Regions from separate parts of the Homo sapiens genome. Here region 1 is linked to region 2. A link is a loop called in an ENCODE intact Hi-C map of the cell type or tissue named here. Cell type or tissue: IMR-90. All regions are shown on one strand. Links, peaks and the distances in the headings refer to the core of each region. The heading gives the core; the rest is flanking DNA.

Region 1 (10,940 bases), core at 4,085-8,084, 140 kb after region 2:
TCCCTAAAGACAATAAAAATATACACACTTTAGGAATCCATAGAGATGCCTAAAACTATATGAAAAGTCACAAAGCAATGGTGAGCATAGATTGAGGATGCTGGACTGACTCCATGTGAGGAGACAAGGGGATGGTTTTTTGTGTGGGACTATCATACTGTTAGATGTGGGATAGTAGCAAAATCATAGGTTTTGTTCTGGGCAATGGGTTTGCAGATACTCATTAACATCATTAAACATAACTACTTACACAACTAAAGAAAAGGAGGCTATGATGGAAAACAAAGAGAAATGATCATCCTTGAGAGGCATGTAAGATTACAACATCGGATGACCGCAGTTTTCCTCAAGATAGGAATCCAGCTCCCATTCCAAAATGTCCACCAAAGTTGCAACATAGTAGCATTTGCCATATAAAAGTACTGGAGTTATTAACTGGATTCCAGATGTCTGAAACTGATGTATCCCTTCACTGAATCCCGACTAGGATCTATTTTGGGTATAGCACTTCACACAGGTTGCTGTTCTTAATTAAAACTTCTCTGCCTTAAGAGCTTTATGTCTGTGAGATAGTCATCCAAATGTTCTCCTCTCCATAAATGTGCTCTTATGTTTTATTTTCACAGCAAAATGCTTGCCCAGATTTTAATAAACATGTCCGCAGTAGTAATATACATTTCGCATGCTTTCCACATTTCATAATCTCTTTAGTCCTTTTGTTTATGTTGATTCCCACACCAAGAAGGCTGTTTGGAAGGCTTTGCAGCTCTGTCTCCATTTCTTCTGCCTATCATTGGGGAATGAAACAGCACACTGATTGCTATTTGGGTAGGAAACACAGACAAGACGTTGAAAGAAGTAAACTAATTTCCAAGCAATTTTGCTCCTTTCTCTCTTTTTGATTGATTTTGGCAATAACTCACCCCAGTTCATTGACATTAGAGTAAAGCCTAGTAGCCAATTTATTGCTTCAAAATCTGTGAGAGTTCCTAATTGGTTATCAGACTGTGTCTACCAGATGCCAAAATTAAATTTCTTTTAAATCAAGAAAAAAGTGATTTTCTGGCATCCCAGATGCAAAACAACCCCGATTAACTGTTCTTTCACATTGCAAATGGCTATTTGGGCCTTGGGTGGAGAGAAAACTCATCTACTTACAACAGGAGGGGGTCAGATTCTGGACTCGATCCTTCAGCCAAAATGCAGATAAACCACAAGGAACAAATACTACTCTATGAAAAATGGAGAGCTGGGCCGGGCGCGGTGGCTCACGCCTGTAATCCCAGCACTTTCGGAGGCTGAGGCAGGTGGATCACCTGAGGTCAGGAGTTCGAGACCAGCCTGGCCAACATGGTGACACCCTATCTCTACTAAAAATGCAAAAATTAGCCAGGTGGGGTGGTGGACACCTGTAATCCCAGTTATTCGGGAGGCTGAGGCAGGAGAATTGCTTGAACCCGGGAGGTGAATGTTGCAGTGAGCCGAGATTGTATCATTGCACTCTAGCCTGGGCAACAGAGTGAGACTTGGTCTCAAAAAGAAAAATGGAGTGGTGTTCCTGGCTGAAGGAGAGATGCCCTCGGTCCAATGTTGGGGAAATTTTTGCTCCCGGAAAGTGGAAACATCAAAGGACTGGAGCCCAACATTAAGGATGGAATAATTATGTTGTTGTTATTGTTATTTTTAATGGAGCTCTATTGAGTGCTTGCTGTCTGCCTGGCAATGTGCTCAGTGCCAAGTACAAACATGATCTCATTTACTCTTCATAAGAGTACCTACCCCATCCATGGTGCTGTCATTTCCATTTTTAGATGAAGAAGTTAAGGCTTAGAGATGTGATCTCATAGCTAGTAGGCAGTTGGGACTCCAGGGTCCCACTCCCTTTCTGTCTATTCCCCCTCCTCATATAACAATACATAGCATTTGCTAAGCAATACAGACTAAATTGAGGCTCTAACTTAACTTAAAGCTCTTTTGCATACAGAATGTTATTTGATGAACTCTAGGGTAGGTAGAGGCACAATATTATTATCCCCATTTTATAGAGAAGGGAACAAAGGCCCAGGGAGATTCAGTGAATTGCTTGAGTCTTCTGCCATGTTGGACTAAAAGCCTCAGTGTTGCTCTACTAAAAAGGTCCCTCAACTAAATATAACAGGGGTGGCCTGCATCTAGTCTCTGAATTGGAACATCACAACTGACAGAGCTTATATCGTGGGTTCTCTTATTTAAAAAGCAGAAATTCTAGGTAATGGTCCAGTGCAATTTCGACTCCATCTCCTAATCCTTTGACATCAAATGCTCTGGTCCTGACTTACTGGTCCTGGACATGGTTTTCTTGGCACAGTAGCAGGCCTTTACCATTTTACCTGCATCTCTCAACCCTTTGTCCTGTTTCCATCTCATGTGAGTAGGAGTTATTCTTTAAACAACTGCCTTGTATCTCACTACCAGCCCTTTGCACATACTGTTCTCCCTGCATGGATGGCATTTCTTCCCCTGATCCACCAGCACTGGACTTAGGTGGCCCTCCAAGATGGTTCCATTTCAGGACACTTATTGTACATGCCTTCTAATTTATCTTCCACTCTATAGGTTTCCTGGGGGCAAAATCATGTCTTTTCACAATAGCCAATCTTTTCTTTGACTTCCCAGACATCAATGTCATATGGTTCAATCTAATACCTTAACCATGACCTTATAAAACCAAAGCTAGGCACATAGGAGAGGCTCACTAAATACTTCTTGCCCAGATAAACTTATCACAGTAGATATTCAGAAGGATGACATAGTTGTACCCATCCTCAGTCCTCAAATAAGAGTTTAATTATGTTATGTAAACCATATGATATACTAGTGAGGCAGGAACAGATACACATTGTAAAAGAGATCCAGAACAAAATAAGATTTCTCTGTGGCCTTCGCCAATCTTAAAATGTAACTATATTTACTGAATCAAACTCTTACAGCATAATAAACTTACTTACAAAGAATCAGGGTAGACAGCCTAACCTTGAGTACCTCAAGTCTTTGCCCCTGGATCCCACATAACAATATCCTTCCCTCTTTTAAGGAAAGCTGGAAAGAAAACCACTCTGCCAGCAGAAGGGCAAATAAAAGGTATGTCTGTGCCTGCACACAGAGGTTGGCATCCTACCCTGATTTGTGACCCATAATTAATGTCAATTTCATAATTTCGGAGGATAGAAGATCAACAAGGAAGCTGACCTCTGGCTGTCTCACAGCTAATCATCTTTTGAGGCGGAAACTTGAGAGGAAACAGAAACGACAGGCTGGAGCACCAGGCTGTGGCTCGGAGTGTGTTTTGGGTGATCTGCCAAGCAGTGAGAACCCATGGTCACGTGCCCTCTCTGTGCTGGCCCCACAGTGACACCTGCTCACCCTCCATTGGGTAAGGTGGGAACCTGCATCCCACCCTGTAGAAGGCTTGGCTGGACGCCTGCTAGTCTCTACAAAGTTCCTTCTCATTGTGTGCACTCTTCTACATGGCTTCTTAATTATGTATGTGCACAGGCTGTGTCGAATGGAGTTGCCTTTGCCTCTGCTCACCACGTATTACATTTTTAATCAGTATATATAATTACTTACCGCAAGCTGCCAGGCCAGATTTTCTGAGCATTAGTCTAATTAACTTAAACTTGATAATTATGTTTCGGATACCATAGCAGTACACACGGAACGGCAGACTTTGCTGCCAGCTTATTTGATTCCAATAACGTGTTTTCTCAATACTGGACTAGTTTTGATTTTTTTTTTTTTTTTGAAAAAAATGGCCATCTGATAATTACTTTGGTTTCAAAATTTCCCCTCAGATAAACCCATTCTGCTATTTAGGACAGCTTCTCAAATGATTTACACGGATTGAACTGTTATAGTATGTTTCTGTGTATTTTTACACACACAAATCTGTTTTTACTAATATAAATTCAAACTGAGGAGAAATGACAGTAGAAGGAATTCTGATGGTCAAATGACAGAATTGTCCATGTTTCAACTGCTCTATGCATTGCCTTTTCCATTTCAATTTGGGTTGATGAAAAATGAGAGACAAGGAAAAGCAAAACAAAACTAAACAAAACACAGAAAAATGCCCAGACTTGTAAGGGAGAAAGGTCAGCTTCTGGTTGAACGAGGGCATGATAAGTTCCCACACTAATAAGGCTCAATTCACCTAGGGCTTACCATGTGCCAGGCACTGCAAAAAGCTCTTTTTTGTGGACTATCTCATCGAATCGTCCTAACAACCCTATGTGGTAATTAGTTATTACTATAGGTTGAATTGCATCCTCCTGAAATATATGTTGAAGCCCTAATCCACAATGTCTCAGAATGTAACTTGGTTTGGAAATAGGGTCTTTGTAGAGGTAATCAGGTTAAAAGAAGGGCATTAGGGTCAGCCTTAATCTAATATGACTGGTGTCCTTATACAAAGGGAAAATTTGGACCCAGCAGCTGCCATGCACGCAAAGAGATTAAGTGAAGATGAAGGCAAAGATTGGGGTGACGGATCTCTAAGCCATGGAATGCCAAAGATCATCAGCAAACTCCCAGCAGTGAAGTGGACACACTGAACAGATTCTCCCTTAGAGCCCTCAGGAGGAACAGCTCTGCTGACACCTTCACCTCGGGCTTGTAGTTGCCAGAACTGTAAAACGACAAATTTCCATTGTTTAAGCCACCCACCCAGGTTGTGGTACTTGATTACGGCAGCCCTAGCCCTCTAATACATATACTCTGGTTACCACTACTCCCCGTTTCACAGATGCCAAGGCTCAGAAAAGCTATGTGATGTGTCCAGGTCTGCACAGCTGTCAAGTGGCAGGGAAGGAGTCCACAACAGGCCTTTCGGACTCCCATGCTCAACCCTTGACCTCACCCATGCCTGTGCCACTCTGCTTCTGCCCAGGAGGCTGAAAGAATCAATACAACAAATCCCAGAAGTGGATGAAGCACTATGAACACTGTAATGCTTCTAAGGTAAAAGTCAAGCTTAGATGGTGCCTGTTTTCACATTTGCACATCGCCTCTTTTATTTAACACGTAAAATGACTGCTTGAAATACCTGCACTCTAGTTTTGGAGGGCAACAACATGGAATTTAAATTTTCTTAGGGTGAGGGTAGCGGGATTATTTTGTTCTCTTCTCACATAAGACAATAATGGACCAAAAATACCACTTACCAATTACAAAAGACAACAAATAACAGAGCACAACTCAATGAATCGAATTGCAGAAGGAAGAACAGGTGGGCTTTCCCAAGATGTCATAATAGATGGAAGGAGAACAAGAGAGAATGAACCTGCTCTATAAAGGCCAAAGACAGGAAATGAGAATCATTCTGGGGAAAAGATACAACCTTTATCCAGGAGGAAAAGCATGGGAATATGATAATAATTTTTAAAAAAGACAATTCTCCAAGAATATCTCCTGGAATAGATCCAACGGAAAGCTTGACACCAGATAAAGAAGGGAGGTCAGGTTCATTGAGGGCCTATTACATTTGGGGTATGTTTGAGGGTGAAACCCCCCATAGAGTGTTGTGAAGTAGAAGCTATCGCCTCCCACTTTGCAGATGGGGAAATAAAGTTCTAAGCAATTAAATAATTACTAAAGGGCAGCTACTCCTTGGCCCAGCAAATCACTGGAAATGCTGACATGGAAGAACAGCAGGAAGGGTTGTCCTAAGAAGAATTACTTTCCTTCTTCAGACTAGTAGTGTCTCTATGTCTGTGGGGAACGTGCACAAGCTCACACTCAAGACACAGACTTCTCGTCATAAAAAAATTTCACAAATTACCTCTAAGTTGCTCTAAAACGGGAGTGCTTATCATTTTTAGGCATGTCAGCACTTTTTAGAATCTGATCAAAGCTATGTATGACTCCTTTCCCTAGAAAAATGTGTGCACACACATAAATGCATACACTTTACTTGAAATTTCTAGAAGGTTTGTACACCCTCAGGGATCCATGAGTCACAGCTTTAAAGCCCACAAAGGATACATCTGCCTCCAAGGAGCCCAGCAACTTTATGACACACTAAAACAAACACATAACATGCACTCGCACAACCTTGACCAGGACAGTCCCCCTCCACAGTCACTGGCTTGTATCTCCATGTTAGCACACCCACCTCCACCACTGAGGGGGAGCTCTGCTGTGCTTCGTTGATCTGCATTCACTAATCTACATTCCAGGCCCCACATAAAGCAAGTATAAAGTGAATGTTAAGTGAATTTGAAGTTAGAAGACCTGGACTTGAGCTCTATCACTCCCTCTGGGTCATGTTGTTTCATCTCCTTGAATCTCACTTTTATCACCCACGCTATTAGGCAGAAATCACCCCGGTTTGCCTCACCTTTTCTGAAGGATTGCTGGGAGGAACATATGCAGCAATGCAGGTGGAAGCCATTTAGAACAGTAACAGTGAACACTGACTGTGTGCAAACACTGTTTTAAACACTTTACATTTATTCATTAATCTTCATGACCATCTTATCAGGGTGGCAGTGTTACTATCCCCATTTCAGACATGAGGAAGCTGAGCACAGAGAGGTCGGGGAACTGGCCCAGGTAGGCACAGGGCTGGGATGCAAATGCAGGCAGGCTGGTGCCAAGGCCAGCTCTCGTAACCACTGTGCATAGTGCCTCTTCAGGAGAGGCAATGCCACAAAAAATGTCTAAAATTATCCTAACGAGAAGGCAAAAGAACCCTGTGAGCCTTCTATGAACATTAGTGGAGTTTGGAGGTGTGGGGTTTGCAGGGCTTTAGATTTAGACCACCCAGAAGAGCTCGATGTTACATATAACTGCAACTAGCTTGTGCATCCACAACTCCAAATTCAGCCCTGTGGTGGTCAGCGAATATCGAGGGAGAAAAGCAGCAGCCTCATGTAGGAAGTGTAGGGCCAGGGCCCCCTCTCAAAGCTCATTCACATGTACTTACTTTGACTGCCACAACGAACACATTTGTAGGCTTTCCGGCTTGTGGCTTACCTGCCTGTGACCACAAAGCTCATATGTACCACAAGTCCTCTTTTTCCTACTTCAAACAAACAATGCTCATCTCCCTCCTCTGAATTTTTTTGTTTGAGAGTTTCCACCTTAAGGTTTTCAAGGGGTCCACAATTCAGTTGTATCTTGAGTGGAAATCTTATTCTGTAAGGCCCCTGTCTTCATTCTCACACAGTCAAAGCACACTAGCTGACAAGCAGGCTTCGAGCAGAGCCATGATAAAGCTTCAAGCCCTGCCTGCCCAGAGCTCACAGCCCCGGTGGGTGACCCGGAAAATAAGCAGGCACCTGCAAAAGGCCTGTAAAGTGCTGTGATGAGGAAAATATGGGCAACTGTGGGAGTCACAGAAAGGGGGTACCTAATCCAGCATGGGGAGAGGGAGACACTAGAGGGTCCAAAAAGCTGCGTATCTTCTCTGCCTTTGTATTGTCACAAAAATCTAGGAGTCCTCATGAGCTCAATGTTAAGTGGTTGCATGCTTTGACTCACTTAATCGAAAATGTTTTTAAAATCCTGCTTAGACCTTTTTCCTCCCACTGTTCCCTGAGTTAGCTCCTTCTCACCCTCTGGGTCTCAATTTCCAATGTAATTAATTCCCTCTTTTCACGAAGCCTTCCTGGAGCACCCTACACTGCCTGGCATCTCCTGTGCCATCTTCCTGCACTTTCTTCCTTTCTTCCCAGGGAGGCAGGCTTCATCTTGATGTCCCGGGTGTGGACTGCAGACCAACATCACCTGGCGGCTTGTTAGAAAAGCAGAACATAAGGCCCCATCCCAAATGATTCCTCAATACTTTAAAGCTGCCTCGCCCAGGACCTTAGCCATCAGCCCCATGTGACTACCAGGCCCCTGTAAAACGGCTTGTCTGAACTGAGAGGTATTGCAGGTGTAAAGTACATACCAGATTTAGGAGACACTGTGAAAAAGACTGTAAAATATCTCATTAATAATTATTTCATGTTAATTACCTACTGAAATAATATTTATGATATTTTGGATTAAATAAAATATTACAATTAATTTTATCTGTTTTTTTAATATGGCTACTATAAAACTGATAGTCACATGTGTGGTTCCCATTATGTTTATTTTGGACAGGGCTGCCCTACAGCGTGAGATGCGCTGGTTTGGATAATGATCAAGAACAGGCATTGGCAGACGACAGCCACTGGGTCAAATCTGGCCAGGTGCCTGATTTGGTAAAGGGGCTTTTATTGGAACACAGTCACACTCACTCATTTACTGTCTTTGGCTGCTTTTGGGCTACAGCAGCAGAGCTAAGGATTTGCGACAGAAACTGAATAGCCTGAAGAGCTTAAAATATTTACCATCTGGCCCTTTTTAGAGAAAGTATGCAGACCCCAGTCAAGAACGTTCATTCCAGAACTGGACCGATTGACTTAAAATCACGTCTCTACCACTTTTTGGTGTGTGAGGTTCGGCAAGTTACCTCACCTGCCTGTGCCTCAGTGTTTGTATCTGAAAACAGAAGATGAGCATACATACCTAACAGAGTTGTTATGAAGATTAAATGAGTTGATATATGTGAACTTCCTTAAATAGTGCCTCATCCATAGTAGGTTCTCAATAAATGTTAGCCACCATTAATATTACTGCTAGCAGTTATCACAAATTGTAATGACACATTTTTGCTTTAACTTTTTTTCCTGTCTGTCTCCCCATCAAATTAAAGACCTAGGAGAGTGGCATCATTTTCTGTCTTGTTCCAGCTGTTTAAGCACAGTTAAACAGCCCACACGTGAGATTCAATACATATTTGTTGCATGAATCAAGTGCAGAGGAGGGAAGTAATTTTCCTAAGGCTCCACGGCCAGAAAGTGGCCAGGACTTGAATGTGGTTCTATCTGCTTGCCAAACTCAAATTCTTAACTTCTCTTGATACACCAAGTGTAGTCTATAGACCAGCGACATCAGCATCACTTGGGAGCTTGTTAAAAATGCCGGAGCTTAGGCTTCATCTCAGACCGACTGAACTAAAAACTCTATTTTAACAAGATCGCCAAGAAATTCATAGGCACATTAAGGTTTGAGAAGCACTGCTCTGGGCTATAATTCCCAGTTTCGACTCATGTGCTTATTTGTTCAACAAGCAATTAATTTAGCATCAATCATTCCACAGAGCCTTGTGTTTGGACCCCCTAATTCCAGAGCTGATGATTTCTATTCATCCCGATCAGGTCCTGGGGGTGTTTAGGGTTTGCAATGAACGGCAATGTGCTGTGTCAGAAGTGCCCTTTCTCCTACCAGGTTCAAACCACTGCAATGCTGGAGTGACCTCTCTGCACAGAAATCTGCTTAACATTCCTTACCCGCCTGTAGTGACCAGGCCACAGGCTCCGGCAGATGCAGAAGGTCTGAAAATCTAGTTGTAAGTAATTTTCCTCTAGGTGCCTACCTCAGTGAATTGGTTCTCCTGTGCATTTTATACATCAGTGGTCGCACCACTCAAACACACAATCCATTCCCGAGTTTAACAGCTCAGGCACCTTCCTTTTTGATTTTATAAATGAATGCAAATCATCTCCCACTCATATTATAAACCAATTAAAATTCTCCTCACACTTTTAAAAAAACTTGTTACCTGGCTCAAAGATCCTTAGCTCTTTTCTTAGAAACTGGCCCTTATGTGGCCTGTATGTGAGGATGAGGGTGTTTGAAATTAGCAGGAAATCTTAGAATGGTTTCCCCTTTGTCACAGCCAGAAGTTTCAGATTGTGGTCATCAGATGAACGCTTTAAATGAGAAAAAGACTGATTAGCATAATTCTTAAAGGTCTGAACTCTACACTCACAGATGGCCTCTGAGAGGATGGATGGTACAGAAAGGAGATTAGGATAAATCTAATTAGTTTGGGGGTGTTCTCATTTCTCAAGTGGTGAGCGATGGAGAAGAAGTGATGGATGGACAGATGGAGATAATGAAGCCCCATTAAAGCCTTTTTTGATTCTCATTCTCCATGATGGAGCACATTATCCCATTAATGTTTCTGTGAGCTAACACAGCCAAAGTTTGGCGCTGTCACCTCGAAAATGAATTCGAATTGCCTGCCCAGCTCCTTACATGTGTCCACAGGAGTTAAATGAGCCTGAAAACTGTATTCCTGCTGAGAAGCCCATCCTGGCAGCATGGGCTGGAAGCCCTCCCCTTTGGGAATGGGCCTTCCTCCTGGCTGGTTTCTAACAGCACTCAGGCCAGAGTCCCATAGCTTTTCTGCTCCGGGGTTCTACAACTAGAATTTCCTCTGAAATGGGCTGTGGCTTGCACGTATTTCCAGGGTACTGAGACAGACCGCTGCTGTTCTCTTCAGTGGAGGTGACAGCTACAAGTGCTCACCATCACACTCTGATTAGGGACCTGAGGGCAGGGTCCAAAAACAAAAAGTGGCAAGACAGGCCCATGACTCAGTCACAGAGATGTGACATAAATAATAATACAGGACATTGCACAGGCTATGTGCAAAGTAAGGGCCTGACTGGCTCCACTAGCTCAGAGAACAGTGAGACAGTGATGGGCCATCCAGGAAACAGCAGGGAAAGGGGAGAGACTCCTCGGGGTTTGAAAAAAGAACCATGTGCCCCCTGATGACAGCAGCCTCCTAAATGGACCCCTTGCTTCTACTCTTGACTCCCTACAGTCCAGCATCATTTAAGAACATAAACCAGATCAAATGATTCTCCCCTTCAATAATAATCAGAGCTGACATTTATTGAGCACTTACTTATGTGTGCTCAGCGCTGATCCAAGCACATTGCATATATTATTTCATTTCACAACAGCCCTTTGTGGTATTAATATCATCCTTTTATTACAGATGAGGAAATTAAGGCACAAACAGGTGACCTGGCCCAGTAAGTAGCAGAATTTATTGACAAGCTCAGGTTTCTTGA
Region 2 (10,940 bases), core at 3,347-7,346:
TTCCCTGGTCAAAATGAAAAACTGGACACCTCCTCTACCTAATAAACACTGTAATGGTTTTTCTGTAGGCAAACCACAGCAATTGATTGAAATTGACAGAAAAATGATTATTTTTCACTGTAATCGCTAGCCTTAGTTAACATCTTTTGAGCACCGCTATGTACCAGGCACTATGCAATGTGTTTTATTCATATTTCAATCCTCGCTCCCCTATGCAAAGTAGGTCCTCATGTTATCCCCATTTTATAGATGGAAATATCAAGGTTGTATAATTAGTAAGTGGTAAGGTGGGGATTTGAAGGCGACCTTTCTGATTCTTTCTGATCTCTTCATTGTGATACATTCTCTACTATGTTGTCTCCAACTGTTTATATGGAGGTAAAATCTTCACTTCAAAAAACATCATATATTCCAGGCAATAGTTATTGATCAACTACTACATTCACTGTGCTGTGCTGGGTAATCACAGGAAATTTCTCAGGACAGTCACCTGAGAAGTATACAAAGTGGCCTCTGACTCCCAGGAATCCATTCTGTTTACAAGGGTGCTTATATAATCAAGTGTCCATGTGTCATCACTAGCAAGTCCACTTCCACAGTTGGAAGACTGACTTCCCAAACAAGCTGCACTCAGCTGATCCTGGTTGGCTTCACTTGCTCCAAGGCCCAGACCCTCTTTTCTCAAGTGTCTTATACTCATCCCCTAAATCTCCCTTGAAGAATTCATGTGCTTCTCCTCCCACTCAGTGCTTTCTAAGGAAGTTAAATGATGATGCAGAAATCAAGCAGCAGGTACCTCCAGCCAGGAGGTCCTTACTGGTTGCACAATTACGTTTAGTTACAGAACCTTTGAGGAGTCTCCTATCAAAATTTTGTGTTGCTGTGTGTGCTGTCAGCTGATTCACCTGAGATAGGTCCAAAATGAGAAATTTCAAGGGCTGTTGAGCACTGTTGTTTTCCAAGCTGATTAGTACAAAAGCATTCAACATTGGAGTCCTGGAATCCTAGATACATTGGAAGAAATTTTTCAGCACTGGATGGTCCTAAAACTTCCCCTTACCCCAAAATTCCAAGGCAAGTCCAAATTCACAAATACCTCACGAACAAATGGCAGAAACTGGGAGGTGGTCCAAGGATTCTGGTTCTCTCTCCCTATTTTCTCTTTCTTCCTGTCTCCACCTACCAAGATAACTTCCTTGCTTCTGCTTCAAACTAGGCCACTAATTACGAGAGAAGTCAGAAATAGTGTTGATATATGTCTGTGATGTAAACAGAAGCTCAGATGAAGCAAGACAGGAAGGTATGCTAAAGATAGAAAAGAGATCCTTCTGTTCATCAGTGGCTGAAAAATAAAGATTCTAGAACATGAAAAAAACATAAATAAGCCAAATAGAAATAAACATGTATGTATGTGTGTGTAACTAAGCAAGTACACTTATAATAGCATTAATTCCTTTTGTCTCCAGAGAAAAAGAGGGAGGGACATTTGCAAACAGGAGTGCCCACTATTTAAATGTCCATGTGGTTGTTTGGAATCATGTAAATATAGGCTGATGCTTGTCTTTGAGTGGTCTATAGCCTACATTTCCAAAAATGGGAAGTAAGTTCTGTTTATGCAAAGTCGTAAGATCACCAAACATGATTGTTTTCCCATTCACCAACATCTTTGTGCCAGGCATGGAGTAAGTGCTCTGAGTACATGATCCCACTCACTCTCCCCATCAACACCTTTAGGAATGTGGTGATCATTTTACATTACAGGATGCTAACGGTGAGATAGCTCAAGTTGTTTGCCCAATGTTATGTACCTGGCACAAGGCAAGGCTGGGATTTGAGCCCAGGTCTGTCTAATTCTGGGCCCTGGGCACTTAGCCTTTCTGCAAGGGCTGAGAAAAGGGCCTGGAGACCACACAGACCTGGATTCAAATTCAAAGCCCCCTCTGTTGCCTCCTATATTACTGTAGTGTAGTGGTGGTGGTAGTTTACTTTCCCTTCTTGAGCCTCACTTTCCTTCACTGAAATAGAAGCAACCTTGTAGTGTATTGTGACAATGGGAAAGAATGTGAGCAAGGAGCTTAAAACAAGACTTGGGCTGGGCTCAGTGGCTCACTTCTGTAATCCCAGCACTTTGGGAGGCTGAGGTGGGCAGATCACGAGGTCAGGAGTTCGAGACCAGCCTGGACAACATGGTGAAACACCGTCTCTACTAAAAATACAAAAATTAGCAGGGCATGGTGGCACATGCCTGTAGTCCTAGCTACTCAGGAGGGTGAAGCAGGAGAATCACTTGAACCCAGGAGGCGGAGGTTGCAGTGAGCCAAGATCATGCCATTGCACTCCGGCCTGCATGACAGACTGAGACTCTGTCTCAAAAACAAACAAAGAAGACCTGGCAGATAGCTAACATTCGGTAACTAGCAATTGTGATTCGTGTAACTAATTCTGCTGTGAAATGGTGCCTGATCTTCAATAGGCAAACTTTACACATAAGTAAAGAGAGAGTTATTTTAAAAAACCCAATTCATCTGACATCCATTTGTTTATTCGTTTGTTTAGCCATTCAACAAATATTCATTAAGCATCCACCCTGGCATGAGTTGTTTTCCTTGGTGCTTTATGTGTTGCTTAAAAAAATAAGACGACAATCACCTGAAAACCACACCATGCAGTAGGTGTGATGTCTGAGCCTTCACCATCTCAACTTCTCACACCTTCTTTTGTATTTCAGGCACTGGGCTAGGCTCAAGGATGGACTGAAGGCACTTCCTGCCATGTCAGGGATGAGGGGCTCATGGTCTGGCCAGAGGCAGCAGGCAGCATTGCAAGGAGTGTGGGCAGAATGTTCGAAGGAGAGGGAGAGATTGCACATACACAAGACTGCACCTCGGAGATAACTTTTGAAGGTGTTTCGGGTGTGAGAGGAGGCGTGACAGGCCTAGGGAGCAGTGAGAAACCCAGCTTAGTTGAAGCATCAGGTGCAAGGCAGCTTGGGGGTGGAGTGTCCATTTACCCTTTGGAATACAGTCTTCCTGTTGGCATGGCAACTGCTGCAAAATAAATTCAAGGTGGTACTTCAAATGATGCCTCTGAGACTGTCCAGGAGTCATTTAAATTGCTTGTTTGTTATGTATGACAATTTGCCTAACCTCCAACCTGCAATTGTAGCTTGGCAATCTTTTGTTTATTGTGCTGATGTGCTTTCTTGCATCATCGTCTTCCTTAAACCTCTTTTTTGGTTTGTTTTTATTTTGCCCATCTAGAAAATATACGCAGGCATTGTGTTGATTTTCCCAGGCTCCCTTGAGATCGTGCAGGCCTTCCATCTCTTCATCTGATGAAAATGCTGCCAGGGTGATGTTTACAATCTCATTTTTCACCCCAGGATCCCTGCACTCAGCTGTGGTGGGAATCACAGTGTGCTCAGCCAGCCGTGTCCCTTCTTCCCATGGAATTTTTGGAATTTGGGCTGCTCATAGGGGCACAGAAGCACCAGCTACATTGCTCCTTCTATGCTGGGGAATGACAGAGTCAGTGCTCACACTATGAATGTCTCCCAGATGTACACAGCTGCCCTACAGGCCGACACCACATGCTTGCCATCCCTGACTGACTCTAAGTACAGAATAAAAAAGAATTCATGAAAAAACAAATAAATAACTTAGGGTGCCTTTTCCCATCTGAGATTCTAAAGCAAACAAAAGTCCTGGCTTCTTAGGTCAGTGGTAGATTTGCCAAAGCAAAATAAATGTCTGAATCTCCTCTGGTTCCTGTTTCTCCTAAGCATGTGTGTGTGTGTGTGTGTGTGTGTGTGTGTGTGTGTGTGTGTGTGTAAGGAAGACAGAGACAGACAGATGGGGGCTGGGGAGGCTGGATGGAGGGAATGTGGCTTCAGCTTGTGCCAGGAGAGTTTATCTGTCTTCCCTTCTAGGGAAACTGAATATAAAATCCTTAGGCATAAAAAGAATCTTTCATATGTAGACTCCTTGGGAATTCAATTCACACTCTTCTGTACTTTCTTTCTCACTGTTTCTTTTGAACTTGACGGAAAAAATTTCTTATGCTGTTCACTTACCTTGCTCTCAGATAAAGAAGAGAGAGAGAGCTAAGGTGCTTAAATGTCAAGGTTTGTAAAATTGGCAAACTGGCCCCATGAGGTTTGTGGTTTGAATGATGGGTCTCCATCAGGTTTGGTGACAATGATAGTGAAGGAGTCTAAGCTGGTAATGTAGCAGATGCTTTTTTGGCCCTTCCTCTGTTTCAGTCACTGTTCTGAGATCTATGTGTGCATTAATTCATTTAATCATCCCAATGACCTTAGGAGGTAATGGTGTTATGATTGATGCTATTGTTAAATTACCTTACTTTTTTGCAGATGAGGAAACTAATGTCTGAGAGGTAAGTGTTGTGCCCGAGTTCTCATGGCTAAGAAGCACAAGAGCTTAAATTTGAATCCCTGCAGTTCGACTATAGACTGTGGTTCTCAACCAAGGGCAATTTGTTCCCCCACCCTACAAGACATTTGGCCATGTCTGGAGAGATTTTAAATTGTCATGACTTGGAGGGGTACTGCTACTGGCTTCTAGTGGGTAGAGGTGAGGGATGCTGCTCGATCGTGAGCCCCGTAATCAAGAATTATCAACCCAAAATGTGACGATTGCCAAGTCTGAGAAGCCCTGCTCTGCAGACAATATGTCTCAGAGTTCTGGTGCTGATCAGACAGCACGTTTCTGGGGCTCAATATAGGCGAGCCAGAGATAATGCCCACAGAAAAGGGAATTGTAATTAGGAGAGGATGATCTTTGGCAGTATGCATTTGTGAGCAGACACTCCTGAAAGGACAGGGCTGAGGGTACCTTATGGTTCTGTTTCTCCCTTAGGATGGCAGCATCTGATAACCAGATACAAAACCTGAGAGGAAATTTTTAAGCTGTGACTAGTCTGATTCCCAGCTGGCCAGCTGAGCCACCCTACTTCTGTGTTTTCTGGTGCAAAGAACAAGGTTCTACCGAGTGACCTTAGACTTGGCTTCTGGATAAAATTGTCAGAGAGCTCCTAGCATTTTGCCTGAGCCATCACAGGGAACCTGGGTTTGGAATCTCAACCACTCATGGCAAAGTTATTTTCATTCCCCTTGCTCTCACCTGCCCCCATGGGAATCTTCCATAGGAGAAATGTTCTAATTGGGCTCATTAGAAAATATAGTTCATGATTTTGTAAGAATCAACCGTAAAAGAAGGGTGACCTTTGAAATCCTTTGCTGGCTCATTTAAAATGCATTGAAGAGGGGAATTTCTTTTGAGCATCATCAATGCAGTTTGGTTTTAAAGTGTTCCAGGAGTCAGGCCCTCTCTCTGGGCTCCCCAGGGACTTACTCCTGCTGACCCAGAAGAGGTTAGCTTTACCATCCCCTCCCAGTTTACTACATTCCACCTAAACTTCCACTGTACTTTTGGAGAATTGCAGTCATGAGACCAGCAGTCTTGGCATCACTTGGGAATTTGCTGTTTATCTCAGGTTGTAACTCAGATCTCCTGAATCAGAATCTGTATTTTAACAAGATTCCCAAGTTATTCATATAAACTAATCTATAAAGTTTTGTTTTTTACTCTAAAAGTTGTTCTCTAGGAACTGTGAGTCCAAGTGGATGGCAGATTTCCTCTCTCAGTCTGATTCTGAATTTTTAGAATGTGGACATTCTGTTAGCTGAGCTCCAAGGCACTGTTGCAGCTCAAAAATGTTGTGATGGCCCAGACTTCTGTAGCCAAAGAGTTCCCAAACAGTCCTACCAATACACCTAGGCAGAGATGTTTGAGCTGCTCTACCAATGATATTTCATACACTCTCAGTTGACCATCAGGCTCTTTGCCTGACCTGTCCCACTGAGAAAGAAGATTTCCTGTTAACCGCCACTCTATTTTGGCTGTGACAGGTTGTCACTTATTTGATCTGACTTCTTCCATCAATCAGCAGTTTCTCAGTCCAGTTGCCATGTCTCTCAGGGCATGTGAGTTAATCTACTTCTCGGTCCTCTACTTTTATTGGGACTGACATCATCTCAATATACTCTTAAAAGTGATCCCAAGTTTCTAGGTTGAGGCCCAGCTTCAAAAACCTCATTCCAGGGTTCATGAATGCCTGGATCTATTCATCTGAATGTTTGCACAAGTTTTAAGATCACCATAGTGTGAGGTTTATTCCCCTAACCTCTCTATTTAGCTAGAAGGCAGTAGGCTGTGCCTGTACCCACCAAGCAGGTGGCATTGTCATACAGACCTCAACCAGAAAGGGCTGGTGCCCTGGTTGATGATGGGCTCATCAAAGAGGTGTAAAGTTTCAGAATGAAGGGGGTTACAAAAGCAAATGTCAACAGAGGCCATAAGCAATGGGGCTGGGGCCTATTGACACAGGACCTGGGAGACTGCTGTGACCACAGGTGAGGGTGGGAGGACAGCAGATGCAGATTCCAGATGGTTTTTCCCAGGAATAAGGGCATGCCCAGGGCCTTTACATGATCGGATCTTTTTCAAAGGGAGTCTGAAATCTGGCTTATGACATCTTCCTGTCTTTAAAATATTGGTGATAATTCAATTTTCTTTCTTAAACACACTAAGCAGGCAAAAAGAAAAACATCTGCAGGGTGGAGATGCTCGGGTAGGGACAAATCAGTCCTCATGTCTTGATTGAGCCTCTTCCAGAGCTCCAGCACCTTGTGTTTTTCAAAGTTCAGTTTCTGGATCTGCAGTGGCAGAATTGTACAGAATGACCATATGCCATTCCTAGTCCCTGCCCAGGACAGCCAGAACCCAAATTCTGTAGATGATTCCTGGGAATTTGTCCTTCATTGTGCTTCTGAGGGTGCAGAAGTGTGATTGTTATAAAGCCAGGTGATACGCAAAATACCAAGAGATGTAAAAGCATAACCTCACCTTAGGGCCCGAGAATCTACTAAAGAAAATATGATTATTATATATGAAGTGGTACATTTAAAAACCAGCATGATGAGAGTACGTGTGTAGAATCTGGCCCAGGACTGGGGATCACTCAGATCAGTTGCCTTAAGCACTAGGCAATGACCAGTTTCCTTGGAATTTTGAAGGGGGCTGACCTTTAGTTTGGAGGTCAGCCTTCAAGGACTAGTCTTGAGCTAATTGAATTTCTAAGCACAGGCATATAGATGTGGTTTGAATACTCAAATACCTCAGGTGGCAGGCAGATACATGAGGGAGGGAAGCAGGCCAATGTGAGATGGAGTAAGACGTGGAGTAGGCTGTGGAAAATTGGAACGTTCCTGGCCCTGCTAGAAGGGGCAACTAATTCTCCAGAGAAAAATAATTACTAGAGACCTAAACTAGGTATATTAAACAAAATACAGCTGTGAACTGCTAATTGACAACTATTTAGATTAATTTTATTAGAGGCTCAGAGATAGAGAGCTACATCTGCTTTTGACTTTGCTGCTATTTGAACAGGTCACTTCCACCTTGCAGGTTCTTAGATTCTTCATATGTCAAATGAAAAAATGGCCCAGATGCACAAAAGCTCTAGCACTCTTGTTCTTTCTGTCCTGCAGGGCACTTGTGTTAGATAGTAGTCCTCCCACTGAGCTTTGGCCAGTAAAGAGCACCAATAACAACAGTAGAATAATGACCAGTGTTCACAGAGTTGTTGCAGTGTGCAAGACATTGGGGTGGGTGGTTTTTCTTCTAGAAAATAAGAGCAAGAGAGGAAGACAGGCAGGCAAGAACAAGCATGGTATGTGCACAGACAAAAGGAAGCCAGAGAAATAGAGCTGAGTTTCTCTTTGGTTAATGCTCAATAAAAGTCAATTGTTTTTTTCTAATGATTATTTAATCTTGCAGTAAATGGGCAAAAGTCATTCATATGTTCATTAAACACATTTATTGAATACGTATTATATGCTAGTGATTGGTAACTGTTAACTTGTCTCAGACCAATACCCATAGGCAGACCTTCCAAAAAGAGGATTGGCCTCTGTGTTTTCTGTTGCTATAATAGAATACCAAAAACTGGGTAATTTAAAAACAATGGATTTTTTTTTTTGGCTCATGATTCTGGAGACTGGGAAGTTCAAGATCAAGGGGTTGCATCTGGTGAGGCCCTTCTTGCTGCATCATATCATGTTGGAAGAGCAAAGAGAGGATGAGAGGCCAAGGGGAACCAAATGCATCCTTTTATAAGGAGCCTGCTTCAGCAGTAACTAACCCACTCCTGTAATAACTAATCTACTCCAGCAATAACTAACCCAACTAACCCACTGCAGCAACAACTAACTGACTCCTGCAATAATGGTATTAATCCATTTATGAGAGCGGAGCCCTCATACCTAATCACCACTTAAAAGTCTGACCTCTCAACATTGAGGCTTTGGGGATTAAGTTTCCAACATGTAAAATTTGGGGAACACATTCAAATCACAGCAGCTGCCAGTACTCTGTAGAAACTGGCCACTGCCGAGTGCTTTAAGAAGCAATCCTGGGGCCAGGTGCGGTGGCTCACGCCTGTAATCCCAGCACTTTGGGAAGCCAAGGCGGGCTGATCACAAGGTCAGAAGATAGAGACCATCCTGGCTAACATGGCTAACACGGTGAAACCCCGTCTCTACTAAAAATACAAAAAATTAGCCGGGCATGGTGGCGGGTGCCTGTAGTCCCAGCTACTTGGGAGGCTGAGGCAGGAGAATGGCATGAACCCTGGAGGCAGAGCTTGCAGTGAGCCGAGATCACGCCACTGCACTCCAGCCTGGGCGACAGAGAGAGACTCTGTTAAAAAAAAAAAAAAAAAAAAAAAAAAAAGCAATCCTGCTGCATTCCAAGTCTTGGATAGCAACCCTTGCTGCCACTGCCACCACCATTGCCACCCATTATGCCAGGTAAGAGATGGTTTCTTCTTCAAGCAGGAACTATGAAGTGACAAATTCGGTCTCAAGCTTTTCTTATTATAGATCCACAACTGTAAGGCTTGAAATTAAGCTTCCAGATCAGGGAAGGAGCTATAAACCCTGAGCCAGTTTTAGGGATTGGCACTGAGACTCCAACTTACCATATTGCTACTGTATTCTGGCCCCAGGTTATGCCAGGGGAGGGGTGAGTGCTTCCCTAACTATTTGGCTTTAAATGAAAAAACTAATTTTTTTTTCTCTCTCCATTTTCACACGTTTCTCAGCACAACACTTCTGATATCACATGTGTGTTTTGCAGGGGGCTTGGGGAGCAGGTTCCCACACACCAGGTAGTTATCCAGTAGACACCAACTATGTGTCCTATAACTCAATTCTGACATTTTCTACTGGGAGATATCATCAGATTCCACAGATTATGGGCTCAGTCCCACAAGACTGTCCCCCACTTCAGATGCCAATAGCAAGTACTAGGTTGTCACCTAAACTTCTGATTGACCAGCTATAAATCAGGGGTTCTCATGACACCCTCCTTCGGTTCATTTAATTTGTTGGGATGGCTTAGTGAACTCAGGGAAACACTTTACTTGGGTTTACTGGCTTATAATTAATGACAGAGTAAAGGATATAGATATGAATAGCCAGATTGAGGGGATATATAGGGCAAAGTATATGGGAAGGGGCCTGGAGCTTCCATACCCACTCTGGATAAGCTGCTCTCCAGGAACTTCCACATGCTCAGCTTTCTGTAAGCTCCCTGTTCTTTTGGGTTTCATGGAGACTTTGTTAAGTAGGCATGATTGATCAAACCACTGGCTATTGGTGATCAACTCAACTTTCAATCCTTTCCCCTCCCCAGATGTCAGGGTTTGGGGCTGAAAATTCCAACCCCTTAATAAACATGGTTGGTTTCCCTAGCAACCAACCCCAATCCTGAGGCTATCCAGGAGCCAACCGAGAGTCACCTCATCAGAACAAAAGATGCTCCTATAACCCAGAAAATTCTAAGGGATTTAGGGGCTCTGTGTTAGATGCTTCCTATCACTCTGAAAATTACAAAGGTGGTCTTAGGATCTCTGCATCAGGAACTGGGGTCAAAGACCCAATACCAGAACAAAAGATTCTCCTGGTATCTCTATATATGAAGGTCTTAGGAGCTGTGTCTTTGGAACTGGGTCAGGAATCAAATACATATTTCTTACTATATCACAAGACCACAGCAGCTTAAAAGCCACATAGCCTGTAAGTCAGGGTCCTCCTACCGGGGTCTGAGCTCTAAATTGCTGTGGCTCTGAGTGCTGCTCCAGAATGCAATGGGCAATGAGTATCTACGTACCTGTTTCTGCTCCCCTGTCCATGAATTTTCCCCAGTGAACACTGCTCAAGCCAGCCTTGTGTATCTGACGTTGACCATCTTGCTTGCATGACTGCCAGGAGCTGGAACCGCAACAGAGAACAAGTCAAAGTCCCTGCCCACCTGAGGTTTACATTCCAGTGGAGAGACTGAAAATACACAAGTGAGCAAAGAAACATGCAGCAGACTGCAGGTGATTGTAGGGTATGAGAGAGACTGATGAAGGCTGGGAGGAAGAGGCTTTCTAAATACCATGGCCAGGAGAGACCTCCTTGCTGAGGGGGTAAATGAGAGCAGAATGCATTTAGGGATGCAAGCCACAGGCACTATGGAGGAAGAGGAATACCGGAGGAGGGGAACAGTGCCTGCAGATATGTGAGAGGCTATCTGTGTGCAGCATATGATGTGTGGTTTCCAACTGGAAATGAGGACTGTGGGTTATTTCTTCATTTCTCAAATACTTTGAACAATTATTGTGTGCAAGGTGCTGGAAACACAGCTATGATAACCCACAGGCCCTGCCCTCAAGGAGGTTACCCTCTAGGTAGGAGTTGATGTATATGTGGGGAGTAGAGGAGTGAGGTAAAGAACTGAAGAGGCAATGACACTGCAAAGTGACCAGTGCTGAGATGGGATAGAGAGGATTGTGGGAACAGGGGATAGCAGGGA

Evidence for each region. A loop is a pair of places that touch in the nucleus more often than their neighbours do. Peaks named below come from ENCODE experiments on the same cell type or tissue, not always from the same donor. Only the 100,000 strongest peaks of a DNase experiment are listed, where the experiment ranks them.
Region 1: a loop joins it to region 2, with 1.9 times the contacts of the local background. A loop is called at or near these places in 1 of 110 quality-filtered maps.

The regions. Positions count from the first base shown.
Region 1 is chr3:59,765,965-59,776,904 of GRCh38, forward strand. All of the region lies in intron 8 of FHIT (fragile histidine triad diadenosine triphosphatase), which reads right to left. The region is part of intron 6 of CFAP20DC-DT (CFAP20DC divergent transcript); the gene reads left to right. Among named protein-coding and RNA genes, the nearest start is that of CFAP20DC-DT, 680 kb to the left of the region's middle. In IMR-90, for the core only: no CTCF peak of the experiment used is centred there; a DNase peak (open chromatin) is centred at 5,987; H3K27ac peaks cover 862 bases.
Region 2 is chr3:59,629,910-59,640,849 of GRCh38, forward strand. All of the region lies in intron 6 of CFAP20DC-DT (CFAP20DC divergent transcript), which reads left to right. It overlaps LOC339902 (hCG1813818), which reads right to left. Exons shown (of 4, transcript NR_149028.1): 3 at 10,254-10,354; 4 at 7,387-7,703. Among named protein-coding and RNA genes, the nearest start is that of CFAP20DC-DT, 550 kb to the left of the region's middle. In IMR-90, for the core only: no CTCF peak of the experiment used is centred there; no DNase peak of the experiment used is centred there; H3K27ac peaks cover 1,290 bases.